Regions from separate parts of the Mus musculus genome. Here region 2 is linked to region 1. The links are chromatin loops, found by intact Hi-C in ENCODE. Cell type or tissue: heart. All regions are shown on one strand.

The links. Peaks named below come from ENCODE experiments on the same cell type or tissue, not always from the same donor. Only the 100,000 strongest peaks of a DNase experiment are listed, where the experiment ranks them.
Region 2: it touches region 1 in a loop (4-fold over the local background); 7 of 42 quality-filtered maps call a loop at or near these places.

The regions. Positions count from the first base shown.
Region 1 is chr10:50,589,080-50,597,079 of GRCm38, forward strand. Ascc3 (activating signal cointegrator 1 complex subunit 3) reads left to right here and starts at 3,590. Exons shown (of 42, transcript NM_198007.2): 1 at 3,590-3,818. In heart, CTCF peaks have their summits at 3,709 and 7,361; DNase peaks (open chromatin) are centred at 3,462 and 3,832; H3K4me3 peaks cover 1,945 bases; H3K27ac peaks cover 1,857 bases.
Region 2 is chr10:50,897,711-50,905,710 of GRCm38, forward strand. It overlaps Sim1 (single-minded family bHLH transcription factor 1), which reads left to right. Exons shown (of 11, transcript NM_011376.3): 2 at 7,075-7,157. Among named protein-coding and RNA genes, the nearest start is that of Sim1, 6.1 kb to the left of the region's middle. In heart, a CTCF peak has its summit at 699 (motif pointing right); no DNase peak of the experiment used is centred here; H3K4me3 peaks cover 919 bases; H3K27me3 peaks cover 5,999 bases.

The DNA of each region.
Region 1 (8,000 bases):
ACTCATGATGTATTACACTAATATGTCAATCAGGTATATATGATGAATTCCCTCCAGAAACTCTGGGCACCAAGAGTTATGGTGAATTTCTGAATGGCAGGGCATATTATTCATAGAGGTAACTCTATATCTTTGAAATTCTCTGCTTACCTGTACTTTCCCCTGAGCCCAATGTTCAAGCTTTACCATTAGTAATTCAGAGCCACTTTCATGAATTTTCAGTCTTTGGCAAATTTTCACTCCAGTGGCTCTGTTCTCTTCTCAGCCTTGTAATTGGATTTAAGAAATGATGGTGTAGAGGAGTTTTAATCCAGATACATGGTTGCTCTGGCTTGGGGATCACATCCAAAGACCTTCTAGGTCTGTGTGAACCAGTTGGAATACATCACTCCTTCAATCCCTGGAGACAGAGGCAAGCAGATGTCTGACTTCATGTCCAACCTAATGTAGAGCAAGTTTCAGGTAAAGAAAAGCTTATGTCTAGGCATGGTGGTACACACCCTTAATCCTAACACTCAGGAGACAGAAGTATGCAGATCTCTGAGTTCTAGTCAGTTAGTTCAGTTGATTCAGTGATCTGGGAGTCAGTTGAGAGTCAGTGCAGTGGAGTTGAGTTTGTGGCAGTGCATTTGGTGGAGTGCAGAGGCAGTCTTACCTGGACATTTTACAGACACAGGTTATAGAGAGAACAAGTGAGACACAGGTGAAAACAGAGGCAGAGAATGAGAACGAGCCAGAAGATTAGAACAGATTGCTAGAGTGAGTTTGATGCCAAGCAGAGCAATTCAGTGAGAAACCCAGCTTCATCTTGATGGATTGAGTGCCAGGCTGGAAACTAAATTGAATCAGTCAGCGTGGAGAGGAGTTTGAGCCAGAATAGTTGAATTGAATCAGCCAGCCAGTATTCAGAAAGAACTAGAAAGGGTGAGCATTTATTCAGTAGTAAGTCTCAGAGGCTGAAAACATTCTAGGCCTAGATTAGATTGTACAGAGAATAGAAGCTTCCAGGACTAGGCCTAGGTTAGCAAACTGAGGCAGTAAGCCTGGGAGACTACAGTTACATCTTACCTTTCTCTTGAGGTATATCAAGGATTAAGTCATAAAAACCTGGCTGTCATTGTGAAAGTAGCAAGATGTACAAGGAAGAAGCTTAAAAGTTTAACAGACTTTGCTTAGCCTTCATGTAAGCACAAATATTACTGTTTGAAGATTAGTGGCTGGACTAATGTATCTAAACATTTTCCCATAGTTTTATCAGCTCCTTTCATAAGAAAAGACTTAAAGGTCCTGAAGAAAATGTTTCAGGTATCAACAAGACTTACGCGCGCACACACACACACACACACACACACAAATGTGCCCACACATACATATCACAAACACACAAAGATAAATGGAAAATAACAAAAATACTGAAATAACCTCTCAGTATAGGCAGGAGGGTTGCTATTTATCAGATTGCATTTGCTTTTAGCTTTGTTAAAAAACTTTCTAGACATTCTTCTTTCTCCAAACTAGGAGCCATCTTTAGTAGATTGTCTTTTAGTAAACATTTGAAAAACATCCCTGAGAAAATAAAGGAGTTCAAAGGTATTTCTTAAGAAACTAGTGAAGTTATTTCCTTCCACTCTGGTACTATGTAGAAGTATAATTTAAGTCACCTGCACCATTTTAAAGTTTATAGATATACATTTTAAAAGTAAGGGCTGAAATAATTACATTTCATTTGGCTCAATGTACAAAGGCTTATCTAAAATAAATAAAAAGTTGATAGCTTACAATCACCTTCCCGTTAAGTTTTCAAAATATGGCATATATTTTGAAAACCTTAATTCCAATAAGTCAGATTTCTATTTTGTAGAGCCAAATCTGGCTAGTGGCTTGAGCATAGCACAGGAGAGTCAGGTAGTACATTTTCAATTTTCATCTTTTTGATCCTCTGGAACTCTGTTGGGTATAATCTAAACTATCTATGTAGACTCCTTTCATTTTTCTTTTTTACTTATTTATCTTGTCTCATTTACTGGTAGAGGAGAGAGTGAAAAATAAAACATAAATCTAACCCAACAGTGATGGCTTCATCTAGCTCGATTGAGTGCCAGGATGATATTACTTTCAGTTGTACTCTATACAAGTAATATCTGCATGCTGCAGAGACTCTGAGACCCAAAAGTTCAGCTGGAAATTAATTAGCATCTTATTTATAGTTGCGGTTTTTAACATACATGCTGTTCCAAAATTGCAATCTTGGTACTATAATTCTATGTTTGATCAAACCCCTCTTCCTTCCCTGCCTGCTTCATGGAAATGCTCTCTCTGTTTCTGAAAATTCCACAATTATGTATCTCAGATTAGCAAAATATTTCTATGCCACTCACATCACCTCTGCTTGGATTCTCAGGTGGCCTTCCCACTTGGGAATATCTGCCTCTGCTTTTTTACTATAATGAATTTGCTTTTGCTTAAGTCTCTTCTGTATCTCTCCTAGAATTCTTTCTCTAGTGAGACCAAGAGTCTTTGGGATCACCAGTTGTAGTTTGGTGATAAAATGAGTTAGACTGTAAACGCTTGAAAGGCTACATGCGACTGGACTAACTTTTAGCAAAACCAGCCAGTAATTCTCCTAAAATGCGTCTCCCTCCCCCCAAATCCCTATTATGTAAGCATTCAGCATCTACTTAGAAAATGTAGAGACTGGGAACTTAGAGAAATGTAGAGACTGTGATGGTCATATATTGCTTCTACAGTGCATTTAGTTCCTTGGATTGTATTAGAAGGGACTCTCAGAATGTGAAGGGTTTTTGTTTGTTTTCCTCATAAAGTTCAGGTCATACCAGACAAACCTTTATCACCAGATGGGTCTTTCATATTGCTGACAGTCCAGTAACTTTTCCTCTTAGTGAATCTTACCAAGTTTCATTAATACTTCATGATTCTTTTCATCTGCGTTATCTCATTTTAATTTCTGAAATGCTTCTATCGCTATTGAGGTCTTCTTACCTCAGTCTGGTATACAGAACTTCCAGTGGGTTTGGCAAGTTATGTTTATTATTCAACCAATGCTGCTTCTATAAAACAGGGTTCTGGTGAGTTTTAGGACAACTGTCTCGGGAAGAATGGGCTGAAAGGGTAGGATGACAATGCATACCACATCTGTATCCTCGCTCATCAGTTCAAACTTAACAACAATGCAGTTTTTTTAGGCTAGCTTTTCTAAATTTGCCAGTCGCACCAGGCTATCGTCAGATGTTTTGTTTCGAAGGTCAGAAACAACTTCAGAAGTACAAAGTGGAGAATAATGAAACTCAGGGAAATCGAAACTTGAGCCTAGAGCAGGTGGGCGGAACCATCTAGTAACCACGGGACTGTGACTCACTGGTTTCTGCCTTCAATAGGAATTAATTACTCGGTGCCATTATCAGAACCAAGCGGGGATTAGGGAGTCGGCCGGAGGGAACCAAGAGTCGGACCACTAAAACTGAGCTGAAACTTGCTAGCGTGTACGCCACCCGACGCCAACCCCCGCATGGGCGGGGCCGAGGGCGGCCGGGTGCTGACGTGGCGACGTTGGCGTCGCGGTCGGTGACGTATGGCCGGCGCCCGCCCCGCCCCTCCGTCGCTCGGCGCGGGTGTGTGGGTTTGTGGGTCAGTGCCAGCTGGGCAGCCCTCGCGCGCTAAGGCGTGACAGCGAGCGACCCCCGCCGGCCCGCGTGTGCTGCGGAGGAGGTCGGGGCGCAGCCCTCCGCTCCGCTCCGCCGGAGTGAGAAGAGGAAGCAAACCTCCAGGAGGCCGGAGGCGCGCGTGGCGGCGGGGCTGAGGTGAGCTAGGGAGAGGGAGGGCGCGGGTGGCGGAGCCCGAGTGTGCGGCGGGGCGGGGCTGGTCTCAGAGTCCGGAAGAGCGCGGGTGGACCGAGCTGTCATCCCTCGGCTGGGCGTCCCGGCTCACCTAAGTTTGTAGGTGGGGGTTGGGGTGAAAACTCCAGCGCGATTGCCCACGTGTAAGGACAGAATGGCCACAAGATGAAAAATTTTCTGTTCTAGGCTTAACCTGTTTTTCTCCTCCCTCTCCCCTTATTTATATTACACATTCCTAGCAACGTCGTTCTTCGCCTACATCTGTTGGGTTGGGTTTCCCCCACAACACAGAGGAGCGAGTGCTTTGGGTCCTGGAGTTCAGGGCAGTGGGTGAATTTAACAATCGGAGGACTCTAGAATGTATTTTTTTTTTTTTTTAAATAAAGAAGTGTCTATGCTAAGGGGGTAGATGAAGTGGTTCTTGGTAGGATGCTGTAATTTCCTTTACCTTTAAAAGAAAGAAGTTCAGTCTACTGAGTTTGATATGCATCACAAGTGCAGTCTAATTGCTACCTGTGGTGTGGTTTTTGTTGTTGTTGTTGTTGTTGTTGTTGTTGTTGTTCCTGGATAAAAATTAGAACAGTCAACTATATCTACCCCCTTTTCAGATTCATAAGCTGAAACGTTTGTTTTCTGAGTTTGATTGTTCTCAAATTCCGCTTCTGAGTCTAGGCTGGACGTGCTCTAGCTCATGTTTTGTATTTAGTTTTTCACGTCATGACGATTATAATACTGGTGTTGCGCCGGGCGTGATGGCGCACGCCTTTAATCCCAGCACTTGGGAGGCAGAGGCAGGCGGATTTCTGAGTTCGAGGCCAGCCTGGTCTAGGACAGCCAGGGCTACACTGCCTCAAAAAAAAAAAAAAAAAAAAACCTAAAAAAAAAAAAGGATTACTTTATTCTATGAAACCCACTGCATAAGTAAGCCATCCACAAAGATAATACTGTGTTGCATTAAAATATTCATAGAGATGTCAGTTAAGTGTAGCTTAGTGTTATTTACATGAGTGAATTAATTTTGCAAGACTTAGTTTTCTTGATCCTTGTTGAATAATTTTTTCTAAAAAACTTGGTTCATTCATTAATTCATTCATTTGTTCACTCTTCATTCATTCCCTAGCACTGTGGGAGGTGTAGGACATAGAAAGTCCCTGTTCTCACAGAACTTTGTATAGTTAACTAGCAAACACTCTTTTAGAAGGGATGTTTAAATTAATAATTGGAAACAAATTTCTGGCTGGAAGCGTTTTCATTTTTTTCTAGTATTTACATTGGTTGTATTGATACCTCATGTCTGGCATAGGATATAGAAAGTCTACATACAAAACATTTTTATAAAGAGCCTATATGGTAACAGAATAAACTTTTTACTCTAATACATCTTTCTTGAGGATAGTTTGTATAAGTACAGTTTTCAACTTTGAGAAAGTGAGTATGCGCAGTTAAAATTTTAGCTCATGAACATCTCCAGAAATAAATGAAGAATTACAGAGGAGACAATAAGGAATCTGAGAATTCCAAATCTGAAAACCCAAAATATGAAGTACTCCCAAAACTTCATTACAAAGAACTTGTAAATAAATGTCATGAGGAACAATGAGCCATATCTGAAGTCTCCACCTCAACGGAGGTATTATACAGTTAGAGAATTCTGAAACTGTAGAGCTTTACGTTGAATTTTACATTTTCACTAGCACATATATTTTAACTCACTTATTCCCCACAAAAAATGAAAAAAATAACAATTAAAATGGAAAAAAAGCTCTACAATGTCTATTACTTGATTTCATTTCTCCTTTATCACCTAATATTAAATCTTCTATATATGTTCACCGAACGCATGTTTACATTTGTACACACACACACACACACACACACACACACTCAGGGGAGATAGGGAGGAGGGAGGCACTAAGCTAGTAGCTTAGTATAAGAGAAGACATGTTTCTCTTTCTTTCTGAGATAATATGACATCACTATGGGTCATTCTAAGCCAGTGGTTCTCAACCTTCCTAATGCAGCAACCCTTTAGTACAGCTCCTCATGATGTGGTGACCCTCAATCATAAAATTATTCCGTTGCTACCTCATAACTATAATTTTGCTACTGTTATGAATCGTTATGTAAATATCTGATACTCAGGCTGATATGTTACCCTTCAAAGAGTTGTGACCCACAGGTTGAGAATAAGTTCTGAGTATTGCCATATATATGTGTGTGTGTGTGTGTGTGTGTGTGTGTGTGAATGTATACATATATATGTGTGTGTGTGTGTGTGTGTATAGATATATGTATACTTATGTATATGTATGTGTGTGTGAGTGTATATATGTATGTGTGTGTATATATACACACACACATACACAGCGATTTTCATTTGTGGATGGACAATAAGGTTGGTTCTGTGTTCTTTTTATAGTTAATTAAAAAAAGTAGTAAACATGGGGTTACAATTATCTATATGGTATAACTGGGAGTTCTTCAGGGATACCCAGGAGTAAAATAGGTCATATGTTAGTTATATTTTTGATGACTTTCCAGTGGATTCCCATAATGCCTCTATTAATTTGCATATCTACCATCTGTGAATAAGGGTTCCTGTCTCCACATTCTCTCCAACATTTGTTATCAAACTTCTTGATGACCAGTATTCTGACTGGTGTTATCTTAAAGTTTTAGTTTGAATTTTCCCATTGGCTCTTAAAATACTAAAATGTTGAAGACTTTTAAACTAACTTGGTCATTGGTGTTTCTCTTTTTGAACACTGTTCAGTTCTTTAGCCCATCTGTTATTTCCTTGGTATTTAATTTTGTAATTCTTTGTAAATTCTGAATATTAACCCCTTTTCTGAAGTACAACTGGTAAAGACCTGTTCTGTGGGTTGTCTGTGCTGTGCTGACAGTTTCTTTGCTATACAGAACCTGGTATTTGGAGCTTTTATAACTGACTTGACATCAAAAGTAGAAAGTTGCACATTATCGGCAAAATTATTAAAAATATTGAGTAAAATCAATCTGGGACTTTACTATAAAGCATAAATTAACTTTGTTTAATTGTGGGACGGACCATCATTGACAAACCTATTTCATTTTTTACATGCAGATATTCTAAAATCTAACAGCCTCAGTCTGGGAGCACTTTAATTTCAAACATTTCAAATAAGAAATTCTCAGTCTGTACTTCATACTTACATGTGAGTAAGCATTATAGTAACTTATTTCTTTGTTTTGCCTGGCTCAACACCTAGCAAATAGTCCCTATATAAAGCTTGAACTCAACACTTAATCAAGTTTTAATTATCTTGAAAGGAGTATCAGAAATATTTTGTGGTTCTTTTTCATTTTGCGGCTTAGAAAATGGAACTAGTAAGAGTTCTCTCTGGAGAATGGCTCACAGAAGTGAAGGAAGACAAGCCAAACCCAATGAAATGAGAGAGATAAGTGAGAATCTAACTCTAATTGTAAAGGTATCTAGCAATCATGAGGTAGAGCATGGGGGCCAGGCAGGGCAGGCAGACAGAGGGAGATAGAGAGACACAGTAATATATAGAACTGAATTTGAATGTAATGAATGTTTGTGCCATTATAGGACTCCCTGTCTGGTATAAATTTTCTTTCTGGTTTTACTACATTTTGGCCTATCTTCACTTTTACTCTCCAAACAGAACTATTAGGAATTGTGTTTATTCTAAGTTTCTGGGCTAATATCCATTTATCAGTGAGTGCATTTGTTGTTCTGTTGGCCTCTATCTTACAAAAAGATAAGTGAGTTACACTAGGTAATCTTTCAAGTAAGTCTTTACATTTACAGTAAAAGATATGTCTTAACCCACACGTGTCACCTTGAAACCTGATAAATTTGACAGTGTCCAAATTTAACTCCTTTCTTAGAGATACTGTGCTCATACAATACTAAAAGATGAACTTTGGAAGAACATGGGTAAAATGCTTAATTCACTGGGCATTTTACCACATGGTTTTATAGTATTTTTATACAGTTGGCTGTAACATTTTTCTTAGACCTCTCTTCTATTTGTTTTGGTGATACACTTTACTCCTTGCCCCTTGGACTCTATGGCCTCCTGATGGTAAATTTTTATGTATATTTTCCTCCTATTTATTCCTTGCAAGTTTGTTCTTCATTTT
Region 2 (8,000 bases), 310 kb after region 1:
TGCTAGTGGGGCAGCGAATAACCGCAGGAGAAGAATAGAGGGCTGATTTCCCCAGCAGTCACAAACAGAGCCCGGGAACCCACAAGGCCAGAGGCCCTAGTCTGCTCAGTGCAGACTCGGGGTGGGCTCTGAGAGGATCCGGCTCGATATTTTTGTTTGTTTTATTTTTGTATTTTAAGAGAAGAAGCTTTCCTCTGAAGGCGCTAATTCTTAAAAATTAAAAATCGCGTTATAAAGAAATAGAAGGACTCAAATATATTCTCGTTATGAGGTCCTCTGGACGGCAAGCTAGGCCATCCCTTTTGGCTACTTTAACAGTGCTTTCTACAGTCCTCTCTCACCGAACTCTGGCCCCTCCCACCTCTCCTCTCTCCCCTCTTCTGAGTGTGAGTTTATGAGGGGCGGGGATGGACCATGTGTGAACTCTGGGCACATCATTTATTTCGCTAGCTTCTGTGGAGTTCATAACTCACGCGCAGACTCCACTCGATGAGTTAGACAGGATCGTCAGAACAGCTGGCACCTGGAGATGAGGTTTTAATTTCGAGATTGTTTGAGCTTCAAAAACACTAAATCGAAAGTACTAAAGTACACCCCTTTACTGTATTAACGAAAACAACAACGGCAAACAATTACAAAACTCAGCGGTTTTCAAAGGAGCAAAAGAGTGACAAGCCGCAAAACCAGGCACTACCTGCAGGTGGTGCCAAATTTGGGTTTAGCCTTTACTTAGGGTTCAACCTAAGCTTGGGGGTGAACTGAACACTTTACATCTCTGTAATTTTTTGGTGATGCTAAATAGAATTTGAAGTTACTTTACATGTCTTAAAGCTTTCCCACCACATGACATTAATAAAGTTTTGTTTTAAGAATAAGCATCGCTGTTTAATTACGGTAAATATCCTATCACATTTGACATGGATTTTACAAACTGTCTAATTTCAAATGATTACAGATTTGATGGCATAACTATAGGCATAACAATGTAGTAAACCTTGTTTTTGTACATATCACACACTTTATTTATACTACTGTGTAATGCCCAATGGCTATATGGTAAGTGAACAAAAAATTCTTCCACACTTATCTGAGAGGGTGTAGGACCGGTGAGTATTCCCTGTATGGTCATTCCCTGTACATTTCCGCCCCTTATCATTGTAGTAGCTGTTGTCTGGGTCCAGGTTTTGCCATTAGTGTGTTTATTCAGAATAGGTAATCCTGAACAGTTGAGTGAGAAATGAGGGAGGGAAGAAGAAAGAAAGGGAAGTGGAGATAATGATACAGGTATTTGGAATAACTAAGAATTCAGTATAAAACTGGGTGTGGTGGTGCACACCTGTAATCCTTGCTCTTTGAGGTGAGGCTCCAAGCAGGAGCAATTGTGGAGATGCAGGTGGAGGAAGATGAGGAAGGAGAAGGAACAAGCTTTGGATCAGCATTAGAGACTAAATTTTATATAAAGGAAAATCCAGGAAGAGCACTGTGAGGTCATTAAAAATGCTTATCTTCTGTTTAATCACATTCACTCTAAATATTGTCTTGAAACAGAAAAAACAGAGAATGTAAAAAATGTACAAATCTTTGTTGTTATCAAAGCCAGGAAGATGTATTAAGATATTAAAAAACAACAACGATATAACTTTATTTATATGCAAAAGAGGACAAATTCAACTTTCAAAGACATACATATTTTTATCCACTTTTACTGTAGATTTGGCCAGGGGCATTTTGTCATTCGGAATAAGCTGTAAGATCAGATATGGCTCCAAATCTTTAACTGTTTTTAATCTTGGTAGTATCATTATGCATAGTCGCCAATATATCTATGAAAAATAAAAATAATCACAAGGGTTGAAATTAGTAAGTATTTTCCCAAGTCCTACAACATTCATCTAAAACTTGAAATCCTTAATCATTTTTTGAATTAACTCAAAAACAAACAAACAAACAGAAAACACTTAAAAAATTAAAAAAAAAAAAAGCTTGGTTTCCCACGTGGATATGTGATTTAAGGCTGTTTTTCTTGCTGCTCAGGGAAATGATTGAGCACTGGGTTTCAATGTTTATTTTCTAACACAAGTTTTTCTCATTTAAAGTCTCCTTTAAACACATTTTATGCTCAAGTCTGGTTTTCTCTGCTTAATTCCAGTTTTGATGTTCGTTTTAAGTGGGTGCAGAATTAAACTGTGTGCAAGGCAGATTTATGACTAGAATGTATAGATTCTGATCAATGATTTTTTTAAAAGAAGATGGGTGTATCACAAATTAAAAACAAACAACAAACGGAACATCATAAGCTATGGTGGGATGCTTTCAAACGCAGCACAATTATCCATCTAAGACTAAAACGTATTAAACATATAAGGGTAGATCTTTTTTTTAGGGGAGTTGTTTTTACATTTAGGGGGAATCTTGATATCTTTGAATTTTTTTTTTGCAGTCAGATGCAAGTTCCGAATGCAAACTCCTGGATTCTTGCGGTATTCCCTTATGGGCCCGGGTATTTCTCGGAGAAAGGAGACAGACAGTAACAATAGCGATTATTTAGGTGGGTCACTTTGCCAGTATCTTGGGCTGCCAGTTGTTCAGTCCGGTTACTCCGAAGTTGCTAACGGAATGGGTAGAATGGGGTAAACTTTTTTCACAGGTTTGACAAGCTGGTGGGTTTGACACTCTGGTGGTTCTGTTCAGACCCCGGGTGGCTTTTTATCTCCGACCTTACCACACTTTTTTTTTTTTTCCACTGCGGAAAGCTCTCAGCCCAATAGGTACAAGTGATATGTCGGATCTTCCTTTTGAATCATGTCTTCTTGAAGTCTGGGCATGATTTCCAAACCTTCCGGGCCTTAAGTTCTCAGAGAATTGGAGGTGTCACAAGCCCTATCTAAAGGTCAGACCTTGCTACATACCAGAGTGTGATACATCCTTTGTGATGCACAAAGCACTACCATCCTTCAGGGTAGTTTTATGCTCAAAGGAGATCAGGTCCTTCCCTCATTCCCGGCAGGACGGGATCCGTAGGTCGCCAGGTGAGGGGCTGCCTTGCTTGGAGGCGAGGGTCTTCTACCGAGGGGGCATTATCCAGCCCGCATATTCCCGAACACTAAACTCCTTTACGACGGCACCCTCAGCCTCCATGCAGGACACTTGTTCCCGGTTTTAAGCTAAATCCGAAGAAACCCCAATTTCTTGTAGTGTTGGATAACGCGCAGCGGGTGTGGCGGGCTGGGTTACAAAGCCTGGTTGGCGGCTACTTCCCCAACCGGAAGCGCAAACACTGGGTTGGGAAAAAGCCGGAGAAACTAGTGACCCGCCTCAGCTTCGAACAACACAAACACTAGAAGATTCCTGGCACAGTCGTCGCTGGCTCTGGCCGGGGAGAGGCGGGCAGGCAAGAGTAGGACACACACCGGTACAGCGCAGGCCTTGCCGAGGTAGATCGCAGGAGCCTTTGTGAGCTCCGTCTCAAGCAGTGACCTGGGACAGTTTCTAGGGCTAGCGGAGACCCTGATGCGCCTTGTTGATGAACAAAGTGCTCTGCCCTGGAACTGTACCAGGAGTTGGCGCGACGCAGGGCACCCATTCCCTGCCCTTCTCTCCCCCAGAGAGCTCCGCTGTTTGGCCATGACAAACGAGAACCCAGAGGCTCCTTGATGCCACAGCCCCAGGAATGCCAGCGCAGGACTTTTAGCCCTGGCGCACACACGTGGTATTTGGGGTTTCAGATTTTCTTTTTCACGCACTCCGCCTAAGTAGCAACCACTAGCCTCTGGGGACCTTAAGTTAGAAGGAGGGCTTGGAAGGGCTTGTATCACCCTTGTCTTCGGTTGTAGACGGGTCACAGGAAACCTCCCTATTGCCTCCGAGACACACTAGGCATTGTGGAGAGGACACATTTTTATGGAGACGCCGTGCTAATAAGGGAGGAAAGAAAGAAGGGGCCACTACAACAAGCTCTTCTCTTTCTAGCCAGCAAAGGAGGCGGTGGATGCCTGGCCTGTAATCTGTATTTTGTCAAGGGCATGAAATTCATTCGAAGAAAAAGCCCGATCAATTTATTTTTGCTGCCTGCAATAACACAGCTGGATGATGCTTTGAGCGCGCGCTAGACTGGGGCTCATCATTCATTCACCAAGAACGGGCCTAAATGGTGCCTGTGGGATTAGGTCAATTTTAGTGGATCTACTTCGCCTCATTTGGTTACTAATTGGTTTCTTGTTTTATAAATCGAAATCTCATTTTCAGGAAATTACAAAACCCGCGCAGTCAGTCCATTGAGGTAATCCTTGGGTCAGGGGGTATTTAAATGGAAATGGCTCAACCGTGCACCAAGGGTAAAGCAACAGAGAAACTTGCTTGGGTATTCACATGAAATGTGAGCTAGCCCTTTAGATTCATAATAGATACACCCCTTCTAATACTACTTATGTAAATATGATAAACCAGATTTTAAGGAAAGTGAGGGGCCTGAGAGAAGTAAAATTTATCTGCTGAGGTTAATGTGGCATATCTTGGAAATCTTCCAAAATAGATTATGTTTTCCTTTGTCTTCAGCCACTTTAGCTGGGGAAAATCCTTTTGTCTGAAACCTGATTTAGTTATCGCCTCCCTCACAGAGAGCCTTTTCTCCTTTGCAAAACCCTGTTCCCTCTGCCTCACCGAGTTACAAGGGAATCTTTAGATCGTGTTCTCACTGTAATCCTGCCGCAAAAGGAGCTGGTTCCTCCTCATTTTAAACAGACAATCAAAGGATTTGCGAATTTTCTGCGGTAGGTCAAGTGCAGAAACGAAATCTCAGCTCCCCCCCCCCCCACCCCACCCCTTGCCCACTGAAACTGGGTGCTGGGGCGCTTCATCGAAGCAAAGAGGTGAGAGGGTCCTTGGCAGCACTTTAAGACTTTGGGAAATGAGAACCTTAATCTGATTTTTTTTGGGGGGGGGGTGTCCTCACATTTTGGAGGGTGAGCTCCTCCCTTGGTGAGATCCACCGGTAGAGCCGCCCAGTCAGTTCCTCATAAAACATTAACCCAGACTCAACCGTGTGACAAGTTTCCTCTGCCTACAAAAGGGAACGCAGCCTCTGTGAAAACAAGTTTCCTCCCAGGTGTGAGGGGGGCGCAGAGTAGAGAGAGGAACTCCCCTGTTAGCTAGCACCCGCTCGGGCTGCTTATTAACCTGTGGGCAAGTCTTGTTTTCCCTCGTAGGCGCATGCTAATGAGGGCGCAACCCGGCAGAGCAAAGCAGGCATCTAGAGTTCTTAGGCAGGATCTTTTTACACGCCCCCGCCAACCTCCAACCCTGCGACCCCACTCGGTGATTTGCAGGCGGCTTCAGGTGACCCTCAAATTTTTCTATTAAAGACGTTTGTTTGCCTAAAACACAGGTTTCGCTAGCTTGAGGGGCGACTAGGACTAGTCCCAGACAACCGCAGCCCTCAGATCTCTAGAGGACCAGCGGGAATGTCCTGCCCTCTGATCCCAAGAAGCTTCTGGTTTTCTGGGCTCTGCGGGGCCCCAAGGTCGACGCCAACCGAGTCCTCGGCACTCTCAGCAAGGTCTTTCTTTTCTCTTTTCTTTAGGGTGGCCAAGTCCAGCTACTTCTTCTGGATAGGAGCCGAAATTCAGGAGGATGAGTTGGGAGGGGAGGAAGGGAGGCGGCAACACGAAGGGGTGTGTATAGGTGGCTGAGACCCGACCCTTCAGTACTTACTGGCTCACCCTGATAACTGGGGCCAGAATCACAGTGTCACTCGGGGAGGAGAGCTGGGCGTGCTGGGGCGTCAGGAAGGATCACGCGGCGCGATGGAGGGAGGGGCAGTCGCAGGAGCGGAGCCGCAGTATTTGCAGAGCAGTGCGGAAATCGTTAGATTTATTTAGGTGTGCAAACACCCAGAAAGACCCCATTTGAGCCTAAGGGGCGCTAACTGTTACTCGTTGTCAGGGTTTTTAATCACTTGCTTAGGAAACAGGTCCTACTTAAACACCTTCAAAAAACTAAACGAATGTTTTATTGTGAAAAACTATTTTCTTTTTCCATATTACAAATCCAGCATATTTGTCACGGTGTATGTTTCAGAGTATTTGCTCCTAACGAAATAGATCACCGTTAAAAACAAGTAAGTCTTGTTTGTGATGTAAAAACGAAAGATTTAACTAGTGAAGTACTTTTATCAGCAGCAGTTAAAAGATGGCCATAAATAGTTTAACATGCTTTTGCACTTTTTTTTTTGGTCTTGCTACGGGTAGTAGACCATATTGCATATGACTATATAAGGAACCTTACATAAATATTTCTTAAGGCATATTTAGAAAAACATTGTGCCAAAGGCTTGAAAGGTTGGCATGCTAAGACAAAGGGAAAGAATGGCCTAGCTTTGTTGATAGATGGTACTAGAGTAGTAGAAAAACCGACTCTCTAGGTTCAGAATAGAGCGAAAATAGCCAGAAAAGTTCTTCTTGTTCTTTTGGGAGGGAAATAAGGATATGGGATAAGGCCTGGACTCCCAGGGGAAAGAAAAAGAGAGGATTGCCTAGAGATTCTGTTGAAAGAGAAGCAGGAAATTATCCACAAACAGATTTCTCCAAGAGTATTCAGGTCAGGCTAGGGGGAACCTACGTCTAGAAAGCCCCGCAGCCAATCAGAAAGGTTGCCAGGACTGAACCCGTGAGGCTGGTGGCCTCTGTTTTTTGTTTGTTTGTTTGTTTGTTCGCGCGCGCGCGCGTGTGTGTCTGAGTGTGTGTGACATTTGCGTTGACAAGGTGGGAGGAATCTCTCGGGCTGCTTAAAAGGACAAGGATGAAAACTGAAAACTTGTGACGAGAAATAACCCCTTGCTGAGCTAAACAGAACAGGAACCCGCTCAAAGATCGAGCTGGGATTGTCCAGGACTGGAGCCACTAGAACTTATGGGCAAGAATTGCCAGCTGACCCAGTCCTCTATCCCCTCAGATCGGATCCATAAAGGGGCGGTGGTAACCCACACTGCTCCGCTCCCAGGGCGAGACAAACCGCTCTCCAGCCCCCGACTGCCTACAGGGCCTAGGTTCTCTCGCTAATGTTTGGGTGTCTCCACAGGGCTTGGCGAGGCGTGGGGCCACACCAGTCGAACCAGCCCCTTGGACAACGTTGGTCGCGAACTCGGCTCTCATCTACTCCAGGTACAGACGCAAGACTTCTGGTCGCCCAGGCACTATCCGAGTTTTTGTTTTTCTGGGGGGAGGGGAGAAAAAAACAGAGGAGGGGGCATCCCAATAGCTCTTCTTACGTCTGAGCTCTTAATTTAGCTGGATGAGCCAGTGGTGCCTGCTTCTGGAGGCTGAAAGCAAGGCAAGTGACAACCAAGATTTTGGGTTTGCAAATCAGCCTGTTAAGGCCCCAGCGGGGCTCTGTCCAGAAGAGGGGGTTCTGTTTGTCCCTTTTCGGCTAAGAAACCTGAAATGCTCTGCGCCAGGCCTGGGAGGCAGTGCTCGGCAAGGATCTGAAATGAAGAATTTGCAAAGGAAATAACCAGAATCTGCAATAAATGCCCTCATTGCTTTAAGCCGGCGCATTCCAGATCCAGCTGCGTCTGCAACTCATTTCGTCTCTTCCCAGTAGTTCCCAGGCGTCCTCCCTTTGCCAGCGCTCCCCACTTTAGACTGGTCCAAGCTCTACACACACACACACACACACACACACACACACACACACACACACACACACACGCGCGCGCGCGCAATGAGTTTAAACAATATGAGGTGACCATTACTTTGTTATTTGTAGTACACAGGGGTTTTAACTGTCCATTGGCCGCTTAAGTCCGAGAACAAATATTTTAAATAATAACTCCCAGTGGCAGTTTTAGGTGTGACACTTGTTTTCCACCCTACATCCTCTATTATTATCAAGTCCACTGGGGTCCTCTAGAGTGGTAGTCTGAAGCCTAGGGGAACCAGGCAGAGGGAAAGCTTCTCATTAGTGCTTTTCCCTTCTCTCTCCTAGACACCAAATAGATTTTAGTT